2 separate regions of the Homo sapiens genome follow, and region 1 is linked to region 2. A link is a contact called in ENCODE POLR2A ChIA-PET data. All regions are on one chromosome and are shown on one strand. Each heading gives the region's core, a stretch centred on a gene start or an enhancer-like site at or near the end of the contact. The rest is flanking DNA. Distances are from core to core; before and after follow the strand shown. Region 1 overlaps LOC105369969 (a long non-coding RNA gene). Region 2 has its middle 17 kb from the start of TMEM119.

Region 1 (7,211 bases), core at 2,635-5,134, 130 kb before region 2:
CCTGTAATCCAACACTTGGGGAGGCCGAGGTGGGAGGATTGCTTGAGGCCGGGAGTTTGAGACCAGCCTGTGCAGCACAGTGAGATCCCACCTCGAAAAAATAAAAACAAAATAAAATAAAGAGCCTGTCAGACCAAATGAGACAGGTGCAGTGGTAGACACCTGTAGTCCCAGCTACTGAGGAGGGTGAGGCAGGAAAGTTGCTTGAGCCCAGGAGTTTGAGGCTGCTGTGCACTGTGATTGTACCTGGGAATAGCCACTGCACTATAGCCTGGGCAACATAGTGAGACCCCATCTCTTTAAAAAAAAAAAAAGTATCTGTCAGACCAGGGTGCAAAATTCAGCTCTACCACTGACTTAGCTAAGTGAAATTTATCAATGAAGTCACCCATTTGAGCCTCAGTTTCCTCATCTGTAAAATCATGTTAATGATGACAGCTAGCATCCACTGAGGGTCAGCTGTGTGCCAGATCTTGTTTTAAGTAATTCACTTTTTTTTTTTTTTTTGAGACAGAGTTTTGCTCTTGTTGCCCAGGCTGGAGTGCAATGGCACAATCTCGGCTCACTGCAACCTCTGCCTCCCGGGTTCAAGTGATTCTCCTGCCTCAGCCTCCTGAGTAGCTGGGATTACAGACATGCGCCACCACACCCGGCTAATTCTGTATTTTTAGTAGAGATGGGGTTTCTCCATTTTGGTCAGGCTGGTCTCAAACTCCCAACCTCAGGTGATCCGCCCGCCTTAGCCTCCCAAAGTGCTGGGATTACAGGCGTGAGCCACCGCACCCGGCAAGTAATTCACATTCACTAGCTTCCTTACTCTTCATAACAGCCCCATGAACTAGGTGCTATTGTTATATCCCCATTTTACAGATGAGAAAGATGTGACACAGGGAAGTCAAATCACTTGCTGGTAAATAGCCGAGCCAGGATTTAAACCCAGGCAGCCTGAGTTCTCAATCAGTGCTCTTCACTTTTAACTCGGAGGCTTTATTTATTTTTTATTTTTTATTTTTTTGAGAGAGAGAGTCTTGCTCTGTCTCCCAGACTAGAGTGCAGTGGCGCGATCTTGATTTACTGCAACCTCCGCCTCCCAGGTTCAAGCAATTCTCGTGCCTCACCCTCCAGAATGGCTGGGATTACAGGCGTGTACCACCACACCCAACTAATTGTTTTTTATTTTTAGTAGAGATGGGGTTTCAATATGGTTGGCAGGCTGGTTTCAAACTCCTGAACTCAGGTGATCCGCCCGCCTCAGCCTCCCAAAGTGCTGGGATTACAGGTGTGAGCCACTGTGCCTGGCTGTCTCTGCAGCTTTATATTCCACCCAGTGGGGTTTGGGGGGAGGATAAAAAGGACAATGGGTGTACAGTGGTGACCTAAGTGTCTCCAATGCAGGGCATGCTCGGTAAAGGGAGCTGCTGGGTATTTTTCGCTATTCTTATTCTGTCTTGTCTAAAGAAAGTGTTTTTTTATTCATACATATTTTAGAAAGGTCATACATCCCTAGCCCTCTTTGCTGTCCATTTGTCCATCAAATGGACAGAGCAGATGGCCAGGACCCAGTGGAGTGTGATGAACCCTTGAGAGTCCCCCAGTGAATGGTGTGATTTCAAAGAGGCTACATCTTCCAGCTTGCCGTGCGGGTCTCTACCCCATGATCCAGGCTGGGTGGATCTCTGCAGACCTTCTAAGCATCTGATTACAGGTCCGATGCAGTAATGAGGCCAAGGTCACGGCCCAGGTCCCCCAGGGGGCCACTGAGCTGAGGTGGTGAGCACAGCTCTCACTCTGCCAGCTGTCTCATTCATGCTGGGCCCTGCTTCAGGCGGCTGGAGATGGCAGAGGGGAGCCCGCTGCATGGTAGAGGGAATGACATTGAGTGCTGGCTCTGTGGTCTTGGCCAAGCCTCTTTGAGCCTCAGTTTCTTCATCCCTAAAGTGGGAAGATTACGTATTTGTATTCATTATCTATTGCTGTCTAACAAACCATCCCCAGGTGTTTGTGGCTTAAAACAATAGCATTTATGTAGCTCACCATTCTGGGGTCTGGCTTGGCTGTGAGTGTGTCAGCTGGAACGTCAGCTCATGTCTGGGTGGTCTAGGGTGGCCTCCCTCACATATCTGGTGGTTGACAGCTGTGGGCTGGAGTGATGGGGTATGCCTGGGCATTGGGACTCTCATCCTCCAGCAGAAGAGCCTGAGCTTCTTCAATTGGTGGCTGGGATTCAAGTGTAGCAAGAGATGGCAAGCTCCATATGCAAGCTCTTTTTAAGCCCCTGTTTGTTTCACATTCACTGATATCTCTTTAGCCAAGGTATGGTCCATGGTCAAGGCCAGAGTCAGGGTAGAAGGCAACACCACAGGGCCCCATACAGGAGAATAATTTGTGGCTATTTTTGCAATCGACCACAGTGTCCCAGGCAGAGATTTTGGGAAGAACAAATGAAAAATGGTAGGGTTCTGAGTAGTCATAAAAATATTAGCAAACATTTGGCTGGGCACGGTGGCTCATGCCTGTAATCCCAGCACTTTGGGAGGCCAAGGTGGGAGGATCACTTGAGGGTCAAGAGTTCCAGACCAGCTGGTCAACGTGGCGAAATCTCGTTTCAACTAAAAATACAAAAATTAGCCAGGCACAGGCATGGTGTCTCACACCTGTGATCCCAGCACTTTGGGAGGCCAAGGCAGGTGGATCACCTGGGTTCAGAATTTCGAGACCAGCCTGGCCAACATGGTGAAACCCTGTCTCTACTAAAAATACAAAAATTAGCCTAGCGTGGTGGCAGGCACCTGTAATCTCAGCTACTCGGGAGGCTGAGTCAGGAGAATCACTTGAACCCAGGAGGCGGAGGTTGCAGTGAGCCGAGATCATGCCATTGCACTCCAGCCCGGGCAACAAGAGTGAAACTCCAGCTCAAAAAAAAAAAAAAAAAAAAAAAAAAAAATTAGCCAGGTGTGGTGGTGCACGCCTGTAATCCCAGCTACTCAGGAGGCTGAGTCATGAGAATCACTCGAACCCAGGAGGTAGAGGTTGCAGTGAGCCGAGATCATGCCACTGTACTCCAGCCTGGATGCAGATCGAGACTCCATCTTAAAAAAGTAAAATAAAATAAAAATAATAGCAAACATTAATTGGAACATAATAGGGGCTCCAACATGTTGCATGAACAGTCCTCACTTTCCAGGCAAGGACATGTGGTTCAGAGAGGTTGAATGACTTACCCAGGGTCACACAGCTAATTAGTGGGAGAGCTGGACTTGGAACCCAGAGCTGTCTAATTCCAAAGTTCATGTTCACAGCAATCCCTTCTGCTGCTTCCCAGCACATGCAATTCAGTTCCAACATTAATAGGGATTAACAGAAGCCCCTATCTGGGATGCAAGCCCAGTTTCTCCATCCCTCATGAAGGCCTGACTTCATTTGAAAGAAGCCAGCTGACTGTTTTGCCTGTCATCTGTATTCAGGATTGAGCACAGTTGAGCTTCGCACAAAGCAGAAACTAGAGAGCATTTGTTTGAATAAAAGAAATTGCCACCTATTCTCATAAGGATTTATGTATGCAGGCAGACATGGAGGGAGCTGCTTTGCACCCCACGTTGCAAATACTAGCTCCTCCCTGCTACTAACAATTTTGGTGGCAAGATTATCTGTTTCTGAGCATATGTTCTCCCCATCTCAGCTTTCCTTAGGGAGAAAACTATTTTCTCACCTCTCAGAAAAGGAGGTGACACTTAAAGTAGGGAGAGAACAGATGATCTTACGTCTAACTTTTCTGCTGGGAAAGGCAACAGCTGATGGGGGATATGATCAAAACCTGTAAAGGAAGAGGGAACGCGTTTCCAGCGACCTGAAGGAGGAACTCATGTGTTCCCAAGGGCCCAGGCCTGGTGTGATTCATCTTGGCTTGTTGAGGGATTCTTGATTGCAGGGAAGCATGTTGTGCTTGAGGTTCTGCCTGAAGCTCTGAAGCTGGGTAGAGGGACCATGCAGGGTTGTTCAATTGGTTTCTCTACTTTTGTTTATACCTGAAAATTTCCATAATTAAAAACAACAGGCCAGGTCTGGTGGCTTATGCCTGTAATCCCAGCACTTTGAGAGGCCGAGGTGGGAGGATTGCTTGAGCTTAGGAGTTTGAGACCAGCCTGGCCAACACAGCGTAGACCTCCATCTCTACAAAAAATACAAAAATTCACCAGGTGTGGTGGCATGTGGTTGTGTACTCCAAGCTACTCAGGAGGCTGAGGCAAGAGGATTGCTTGAGCCTATGAGTTTGAAGCTGCAGTGAGCCTTGATTGCACCACTCCACTCCACTCCAGGCTGGGTAACAGACTGAGACCTTACCTCAAAACAACAACAGAGCAATAACTCAACAATTTGGGCATGGAGGAGAGCAGAGTACAAACGCTGAAGTCAGAAATACCACATGATTTTTTTTTTTTTTTTTTTTTTTGGGACGGAGTCTTGCTCTGTCACCCACACTGGAGTACAGTGGCGCGATCTCAGTTTACTGCAACCTCTGCCTCCTGAGTTCAAGAAATTCTCCTGCCTCAGCCTCCTAAGTAGTTGGGATTACAGGTGCCCACCACCACACCCAGATAATTTTTGTATTTTCAGTAGAGACAGGGTTTCTCCATGTTGGCCAGGCTGGTCTCAAACTCCCGACCTCAGGTGATCCACCTGCCTTGGCCTCCCAAAGTGCTGGGATTACAGGCATGAGTCACCGTGCCCGGCCTAGAAATGGTATGTGATTCTTAGCCTCAGTTTCCTTTTCTGTAAAATGGGCATGATAATAGGCCCTATACCTAGGATTGCTGTGAGGATTAAATGAGATCTTTCCTGTAAAGCTCTTAGCCCAGGAAGATCTAATAAGGCTCCATATGTCTGAAGAGCCAGGGTTTCTCAACCGTACTCCTATTGACATTTGGGGACTAATACTTCTTTGCTGTGGGGCGGGGTGGGGACTGTCCCATGCATTGTAAGATGTTCAGCAGCATTCCTGGGATCTATCCACTGGATGCCAGGAGCACCTCCTAGTCAACGACAACCAAATACTGTCTCCAGACACTGCCAAATGTCCCCTGGGGGGAGGAGGGGAGTAGAGTTGTCCCGGGTTCAGAACCACTGGCCTAATCCTTTGTTGTTATTAATTAACAGTGATTCTCTTTTCCTGTGAGGTTGAATATCTGATTTGTGAGGGGAGTTTGGCCAGGCTGGGCTTTGGATACTGCAGCTCTTGCCGTTGCAGACAGCACAAGCAATTGCAAGGTTTATTGCCTCAGTAATGAGATTTATGTGGATGAGCGAGCACATTTTGTGCCAAGATTCATACTTAAGTTTTGAAAAATCTGCATGAGAGCATTATCTAGAAATTTTTCCAGCTGGAGTTCTACTGAGCTTGTCAAAGGGTGACATTAGGCTCAGGATCTTGATACAGTACCTTGAATTTACAGAATTCCTTCCTCTCTTAAAAAAGATATAACTTGACCAGGCATGGTGGCTCATGCTTGTAATCCCAGCACTTTGGGAGGCTGAGGCGGGAGGTCAGGAGTTTGAGACCAGCCTGGCCAACATGGCAAAACTGGCAAAACCCTCCATCTTCGCTAGAAATACAAAAATTAGCTGGCCATGGTGTCACACGCCTGTAGTCCCAGCTGCTTGAGAGGCTGAGGCAGGAAAATTGCTTGAACCCGGGAAGCAGAGGTTGCAGTGAGCCGAGATCATGCCACTGCACTCCAGCCTGGGTGACAGAGTGAGTCTCTGTCTCAAACCAACAAAAAAATTTAAAAACAAAAAAGACAATAACTTTTCTGATTTCCAATGACTGAATGTACTTTGCAGAAAAATTAGAAAATACAGAATGGAAGATATGAAAAATAAACTTACCCATTATGATGGTTAATTTTTTTTTTTTTTGAGACGGAGTCTCCCTCTGTCACCCAGACTAGAGTGCAGTGGTGCAATCTCAGGTCACTGCAACCTCCATCTCCTGGGTTCAAATGATTCTCCTGCCTCAGCCTCCTGAGTAACTGGGACTATAAGCGGGTGCTACCACACCCGGCTAATTTTTGTATTTTTAGTAGAGATGGGGTTTCATCATGTGGCCAGGCTGGTCTTGAACTCCTGACCTCAGGTGATCCACCCACCTTGGCTTCCCAAAGTGCTGGGATTACAGGCGTGAGCCACTGTACCAGGCCAGTGGTGGTTAATTTTATGTGTCAATGTAACTGGGCCACAGGATGCCCACATATCTAATTAAACACTATTTCTGGTATGCTTGGGAAAGTGTGTTCAGAAGAGATTAACATTTGAATCGGTGGACTGAGTAAAGCAGGTGGCCTTCTCCAATATGGATCATCCAATCCATTGAGGGCCTGAGAATAAAAAGGCTGAGAAAGGTTGGATGCGCTCTCCCTCTGCCTGTTTGAGCTGGGACGTCAGTCTTCTCCTGCCCTCGGAGCTCCAGCATCTCAGGCCTTCAGACCTGGACTGGAATGTCCACCATCGGGCCTCTGGTTCTCAGGCCTCTAAACTACACCACTGGCCTCTCTGAGTCTCCAGTTTGCAGATGGCAGATTGTGGCACTTCTCAACCTCCATATTTGCATAAGCCCAAAGTTTGTGGTGTTTTTTTTTGTTTTTTTGTTTTTTTTTTTGAGACAAGGTCTTGATCTGTCACCCAGGCTGGAGTATGGTGGCACGATCACGACTCACTGCAGCCTCAACCTCCCAGGCTCAAGCAATCCTCCCACCTCAGCCTCCCAAGTAGCTGGGGCTACAGCTGCGCACCATCATGCCTAGCTAATATTTGTATTTTTTGTAGAGACGAGGTCTCACTATGTTGCCAGGGCTGGTCTGGAACTCCTGGGTTCAGGCCATCCTTCTGCCCTGATCTCCCAAAGTGCTGGGATTGCAGGCATGAGCCACCATGCCTGGCTAAGGATTTCAGTGTATGAATTTGGGTGGGACACAAACTTTCAGACCATAGTGTACATTTTCACTGTATGTTTACTGCCACATATTTAATGTTTGTGTGCTTTTTTGGTATGACTTTTGTGTTTAAAATGATCCCCAAGTGTAGTGCTAAAGTACTGTCTATCTAGTATCCCTAAGCACAAGAAGGTTGTGATGTGCCTTATGGGGAAAATACATGTGTTAGATACACTTCATTCAAACATGAGGTATTATGGTATTGGCTGTGAGTTTGATGTGAAT
Region 2 (7,045 bases), core at 449-2,948:
GAAAGGCCATGGGACAGCATCGGGGAGGAGTGGGGAGAGGGCCCACACATATTGGAAATGCAGTGTCTGTCTCCTCCCCTGAACTTCTGGAAGGATCAAATCTGATACACACAGGCAGGTGTGTTCAAAGTGTCCTGGGGGTGCTGATGGAAGAAGGTGGGAGTGTCTGCCATGGGCTGGGTCAGTTAACACCCGGGGTCGGCAGGCTGATGGGTCAGGAGAGACTGAGTCTACCTCCCCTTTGGGAGGGATCAGAAAAATCAGAGAAGGGGAGCTGAAGGCTCCACAGCAGGGGGCTGTGGACTCAGGCTGAAGGACCTCTGAGTTGTTCCCCAGGGATCTTGTCACCTCGTCTTCCTGGGAGCTTTCCCCTATTTCCTGACAGCTCCTGAGGATGCTGTGTAACCACAGATTTCCATTTGCGTTGGAAGAGGGCCACCTTCCCTTTACAGTTTTCTCTCTCTCCAAGGTGTGGGATTTCATTCAGGGTGGGCGAAGCCGGGTGCTTGAAGCGGCCACCAGGGGGCGCCCGCCGCCAGCTCTTAGAGCAGGTGGAAGCCTGCGTTTCCCTTGGGCCAGACTTGGAGATCATTTAGCCAGGAAGGAGCCCCAAAGCCAGTGGCGTGCTGTTAAGTGTTTAACAACTGGCTTCCAATGGGAAAAAGTCCTGATTTGTAGCATTTGCCAATGTCTTCCATGTAAATACTCCCACAGCCGATTTTGAGCTACCAACCATTATATAGTTGATGATACAATAGGTGTTAGTAACAAGGGCATCGATCATCGGATAATGTAGTACAATTATTAGGAATTGGTGAGTTTTGAGTACTGATGACCTTGGCTTTTAATATAATAGAATTTAATTTATTAAACAACTGACACAAAATTCTGAAAATTTTGTTGATTAGCTCTCACGGGCAGATATAGTCTGGCTCCTGCACACCCCTGTGCCCTCCCCTCCTGCCTGGGCCTCCCATGCCCTTGAGGACCACCAGCCTGAATCACCCCACTCATCCATTCAGCAAACACATCCTGAACACACACACAGCTGCAATATCCCCGTGAATCCCCTCAAACAGCTCTCACAGACGGTTCTAGTATTCTCCCCATTTTACAGAAGATGAAACTGAGGATGAGAGCTAGGTGAAGTCACCTGCCCCAGGTCATGAAGAGGATCTGAGATTGGAACCCAGACCTGAAAGCCAGGATCTTACCACTGTGTCACGCTGTCCTTGAGATCACAGCGGGGTTCTGGGGGAATCCCACGCCCCAAAACCTCAGCCCTGCTGACCTGCCCTGGGGCCTGGAAGTCCCCCATTAGTCACCCTCTGTGGCTCCTGGCTGCTGAGGGAAGGCGCTGTTCCTTGGGAGGGTAACCGAGTACAGCGCAGCCCTCTCATTGCAGAGAACACAACACAGCAGAGCTGGGGCCTAGGACTAAGAGGGATGGCCGGGGGCAAGCAGCTGGCCTTTACTGAGCACTTACTGCATACCTAGTGCCTTGTCAAACAGTTTGTCTGCATTATCTCATTTAGGACTCAACCTCATAATGTGGGTGCAATGATTGTTCCATTTTCTTGCCAGGGAAACCGAGGTTCAGAAAGCTGAACCACTTGCTCCAGCCGGTTGCACGGTTAGGAAACCACACTGTGCTGACTTCAGCTCTGCCAGCAGGGAAGGAAGGAGGGTAGACAGGAAATGGGGGGCGGGGGATGATGGGCTCAGTTTGTTCCAGGTCCCTTGTCTCTTACAGGCTGGGGCTGCCACCCTGGGGGTGGTTCATCCAGCAGCTGATCTGGCAGGGGCTCCCCAAATTCTTTCCCCAGATCCCATCCCTCTTTGCCACTCAACCAAGCCACCGATTACTATGGAATGTGCCAGGCACTGTGAGAGGCCCTGGGATGCCATGTGAGTAGGACAGGCCTGTAATCCCAGAACTGTGGAAGGCCAAGGTGGGCGGATAACTTGAGGCCAGGAGTTCGAGACCCCTTTGGGGCTCATGGTCTAGAGGGGGACAGATTGATCAAATAATCACCCAGGAAAAGATCAGATTATGTCAGATTATGGCTGGGCCCTGAGCCCAGAGGAGAGATGCTGGGAGCAATGGGGCCAGAGCTGGGGGGCATGGGTCAGGAAAATCATGGTTGAAACTTGAAGGACACAGAGTTATTGACTTGGGAGGGAAGGGATAGAGGGAAGAAAGTTCCAGGCAGTGGGAGCATCATGGGCACAGGAGTTTGCACTAGGGGAGCAGACAAGGTGGGGGCAGCTGGAAGGAGCCAGGGTGGCCGCATGGAGGAGGAAGAGGCTGTGTGAGGATGAGGAGAACCTGGACTAGAGCAGGGTGCAAAGAAGTTGTGGAATCGAGAGGTAATTGGGAAGAAAAGGGTAGGAGTTGCTGATGGGTTGGAAGTGAGGAAAAAGGAGGTTGAAATCTCAGGTTTCTGACTTGGGCAGCTATCCTGATGAGGGTGCCACGGGGTGGCTGGGAAAGCCATGGAAGGAGGTTGCAGGGCTGGTGGTAAGAGGAGTGTCCTGAGCTGGGGTTCAGCCAAGTTGGGTCTCAGGGCCTGCTCAACCTCCAGGTGGAGGTTCCAGGAAAGCTGTTGCAAAAGATGCTTGAGGTCATTAGCCATCAGGGAAATGCAAATTAAAGCCACAGTCAGATGCCACTTCACACCCTCCAGCAGGACTAGAATTAGAAAGACTGACAACACCCAGTGCTGGTGAGGATGTGGAGAAGCTAGAACACTCACATGTTGCTGGTGGGAATGCAAAATGATACAGCCACTTTGGAAACCAGTTGGGCAGTTTCTTATAAAGTTAGACGTGTACTCACCATGTACTCCCCATCCAAGCCAGAAATCCCATTCTTAGGTATCTCCCCAAGAGAATGAAAACAGATGTTCATACAAAGACTGCTACAAATGTGTACAGCAGCTTTGTTCATAAGATCCCCAAACTGAAAACAACCCAAATATCCATCAGCTGGTGAATGGATAAATAAACTGTGGTCCATCTGTGCAAGGAAATATTACTCTGAATAAACAGGAGTGAGGCACTGATTCTCATGCCAACATGGATGAATCTCAAAGACACCATGCTGACTGAAAGAAGCTAGACACAAAAGGCTATATATTTTTTTCTTTTTAGAGACAGGGTCCCACTCTGTCACCCAGGCTGGAGTGCAGTGGCGCCATCATAACTCACTGCAGCCTTGACCTACCAAGCTCCAGCGATCCTCCTGCCTCAGCTTCCTGAGTAGCTAAGACTGCAGGTGTGCACCACCATGCCAGGCTAATTACTTATTTTTTTGTAGAGATGGGGGTCTTGCTATGTTGCCCAACCCAGGCTGGTCTCAAACTCCTGGCTCAACTGATCCTCCTGCCTCGGCCTCCCAAAGTGTTGGGGTTACAGGCGTGAGCCACAGTGACATACAATCTGGCTGGGCTGTATGTTGTGTGATTCCAATGATAAGAAGTTCTGGAAAAGATCAGTGGTTACTCTTGGGGGTGGGAAATGATTAGCAGCGGCTTGCAGGAACCCTCTGGTATGATGGAAACATGTTTTATTTTGGTCTGGTTGGTTGTCATACGGGTGTCTGCATTTGCCAAAACTCACTGAACTGCATTTTTACAATTGGTGCTTTTTACTGTGTGTAAAATATACCCCAAGAAGCAAGCAAACCAATAAGCAAGCAGGCAAGCAGGTGAATTCACAAGGCTGTGTGAACCCAGAGGTCGGCCAAGGCATGTGTGAGAGCAGGGGGCCTTGGGCATGCTCCTTGGAGCTCCCACAGCTGCTGTCCCTGCCCCTCCCAGGGACTGGGTGACGGGGAGGCCCAAGGAAGCCACATCTTTTGAGGTCCCCTGTGAATGTCCTTACCTTCTGCGGCTGTTCCCCTGCTCAGAGACTATCAATGGCTCCCCAGTGCCCAAGTCCACAAGAAGTTTCCAGCTTCCTCACTCGCTGCCCACTCACCTATATGTCTGCCTGTCTGGGCAAACCGGCCCTCTCACTCCTCCTCACCCATGCCCCACGGCTCCTGCCCTCTCTGCCTTTTGTTTCCACTTTTAGGGCTCAGCTCCCCCAGGCCCTGGAGATCTTTTTGGATCCAGCCATGTCTCTGGGCTCCTCCTTTGCTCACCCCCATCACCCTACTTGCTGCGGGGCAGTATTTCACCCCGTCTTTGCCCCAGTCCTGGGCACAGAGACCAGCTTGGTTGGCCAACAGTTAACTCCAGGTTATTCCTCCTCCATCTGGGGCCTCAATCTTTCCATGTGTAGAATGGGCGTCTCTGTGTCTGCTTATGCCATCAAGTGGCCACTGCTTATGTGTCCTTCCCACTCAGATAAGAGTCACACAAGGCAGGGATTTTTCATTCCCCAGAAGACTTGGGAAGGAGACAGAAGTCAGTCTGATGCCTGGTTCTGTCTTTGCCATGTGTCTCTCCAAGGCTCACAGTCCTCATCTGTAACATGGGATGCTCATAGGGCCCGGGGCACTGTAAACAATTACCCTTGACAATAGCAGAAGTCGACCTACCCTGTGAGGTTAGGTCTTATTCTCAACCCCATTTTATGGATGAGCAAATGGAGGCCCAGAGAGGTTCAGTGACTTGCCTAAGGCCACACAGCATGAAAAATCACAGATTCGGGAGTAAACTCCTAAGACTTTCTGGGGCCACCAGCCACCAAAGGCTGGCTCCTTGAGAAGGGGCTGGGAAGTCCCCAAATCTCCAAATCTCCAATTCTCCAAGCCAGGTCCTGGCGTGACTTCTCATCAGCCACAGAGCTCCTCTCTGGAGGCCACTCTGTGCTCACAGCATCCCCAACTGGGAGAGGGGGTCACTGGGAGGCAGTCACTGGGCACTGCCCATTCACGAAGCCTCTACAGAGCTGGGTGCCGGGGAGGAGGTGGTGCCAAAGATTGCTGAGGGAGCAGAGGGGGCTGCGTCCTTCCACCACCCCTGGACTCACTCTATGAGACCTTGGGCATGCCACCGCCTTCTCAGGCCCCGATTTCTCCTTCTATGAGATGGGAGACGTCTGTATTAGTTCCCCGCTGGAGGGACAGCTTCAAGGAGCCAGAAGCAGAACTGGGGGGAATTCCCAAGGCTGTGTGAGCCCAGAGGTCTGCCAAGGCGTGTGTGAGGGCAGAGGGCCTTGGGCATGCTCCTTGGAGCTTCCACAGCTGCTGTCCCTGCCCCTCCCAGGGACTGAGTGACCGGGAAGCCCAAGGAAGCCACACCTCCTGGAAGTCCCCTGTGAATGTCCTTACCTTCTGTGGCTGTTCCCCTGCTCAGAGACTATCAATGGCTCCCCCAAATAAGACAAGTTTCTATCATATTACAGGGTCCCTGCAAGTCCCTCCAAATCATTCCCTCCCCACCAAGGGTAACCACTGGTCTTTTCCAGAACTTATCATCGGAATCACACAATATAACATACAGCCTGGCCAGATTGTATGTTACCGTGGCTCACGCTTGTGACTCCAACACTGTGGGAAGCTGAGGCGTGAGGATCACTTGAGCCAGGAGTTCGAAACCAGCCTGGGTTGGGCAACATAGCGAGACCCCATCTCTACAAATTTAAGTAATTAGCCTGGCATGGTGGCGCACACCTGCAGTCCCAGGTACTCAGGAAGCTGAGGTGGGAGGATCCCTTGATCCTGGTAGGTCAAGGCTGCAGTGAGTTATGATTGCACCACCGCACTCCAGCCTGGCCTGCAGAGTGCAGGTGAATGAACCTGGTTGATGTAATGGGTACTGCCCTGAGAGAGGCCTCCCACCAGGCAGCAGAAGGCTGCAGCTTGGGAGAGAGGGAAAACCTGGAGGCAGGACTGTGAGAACGTCTGCCCAGAGGCGGGACCTGCAGCTGTGGGGAGAGGTGGCATTCCTCAGAAAAGGATGTGAGCCTTTGCCGATATGACACCTCTTGGTAATGGCAAAGATGTTCTCACACCCCACGTGATGGGATATTTTTTATATCCACTGGGAGAGAAACCAGGTAATGACAAACAGCTCCTGTGTGAACAACTTTTTTTTTTTTTTTTTTTTGAGACACAGTCACGCTCTATCTCCCAGGCTGGAGTGCAGTGGCACAATCTCAGCTCACTGCAACCTCTGCCTCCTGGGTCCAAGCGATTCTCATGCCTCAGCCTCCCAAGTAGCTGGGATTACAGGTGTGCACCACCATACCCAGCTAATTTTTTGTATTTTTAGTAGAGATGGGGTTTCGCCATGTTGATCAGCTTGGTCTGGAACTCCTGGCCTCAAGTGATCCGCCCCACCTCGGCCTCCCAGAGTGCTGGGATTACAGGCATGAGCCACTGGTGAACAACTCTTTCTAATGTCTTTCACTGACGTAGCCCAACTGCCTCTAGAGACAGTCGACAAAAGATCAAACCTCTGTGTTTGAGGTGTCGTGTGAATTAGGGTCGAAACATGGTTAGCCTTGAGGACTTTTGTGGTGATCATGCTGTACCGCCCCCTGGGGGCAGAAGTGGACAGAGACCTGATTGCTGAGCATTTAGGGGCACAAGGTCTCTCGACCCCTCACTCATGCACTCGCCCACACAGTCCCTGGGCATAAAATGCTGTGTGCTTGTGGGAAGGAATTGTGACTCATCTTTGCCCTCAGCCTCTAGTGTGATCCTAGCCCAGAGTAGGTGACTCAGAAATGTTTGTGGAATATTCCAGCAACTTGGAAGAGGTAAAGAAAATAAGGCAGCCCCAGGTGTATGATCAATCAAACATGATTCAGCAATTGAAAATGATGTTTTTGAAGGATAATATGGAAAAATGCCCTTGACATGATGTTAAATGAACTCTGAGCCTTAGTTTTTTCATCTGTGAAATGGGATAATAATAGTATCATCTTGCAGGGGTGTTGTGGGGATTTAATGAGACTGGCATGGAAAGTACTTAGCATGATGCCTTGCAGAAAGTAAGTCCTCCGTAAATAGTCGCTAGAAGGTTAAGTCCTCCATAAATCGTGGCTATAAGGTAAGTCCTCCATAAATCGTGGCTATAAGGTAAGTCCT

Evidence for each region. ChIA-PET counts read pairs that join two places held with the same protein, here RNA polymerase II (POLR2A).
Region 1: POLR2A ChIA-PET joins it to region 2 with 11 read pairs in activated T-cell. The contact joins two enhancer-like sites. POLR2A ChIA-PET finds 5 or more read pairs at or near these places in 6 of 52 experiments (AG04450, GM10248, WTC11 and 2 more).

What each region holds. Positions count from the first base shown.
Region 1 is chr12:108,748,709-108,755,919 of GRCh38, reverse strand. LOC105369969 (a long non-coding RNA gene) reads right to left here. Exons shown (of 3, transcript XR_945328.4): 3 at 1,768-1,932. Among named protein-coding and RNA genes, the nearest start is that of CORO1C, 21 kb to the right of the region's middle. Within about 2 kb of position 3,884, at least 6 of the 41 ENCODE cell types and tissues checked have a DNase peak (open chromatin) inside an H3K27ac peak, as active enhancers do.
Region 2 is chr12:108,611,769-108,618,813 of GRCh38, reverse strand. No RefSeq gene overlaps it. Among named protein-coding and RNA genes, the nearest start is that of TMEM119, 17 kb to the right of the region's middle. RefSeq lists enhancers at 433-482, 1,063-1,522. Within about 2 kb of position 1,698, at least 14 of the 41 ENCODE cell types and tissues checked have a DNase peak (open chromatin) inside an H3K27ac peak, as active enhancers do.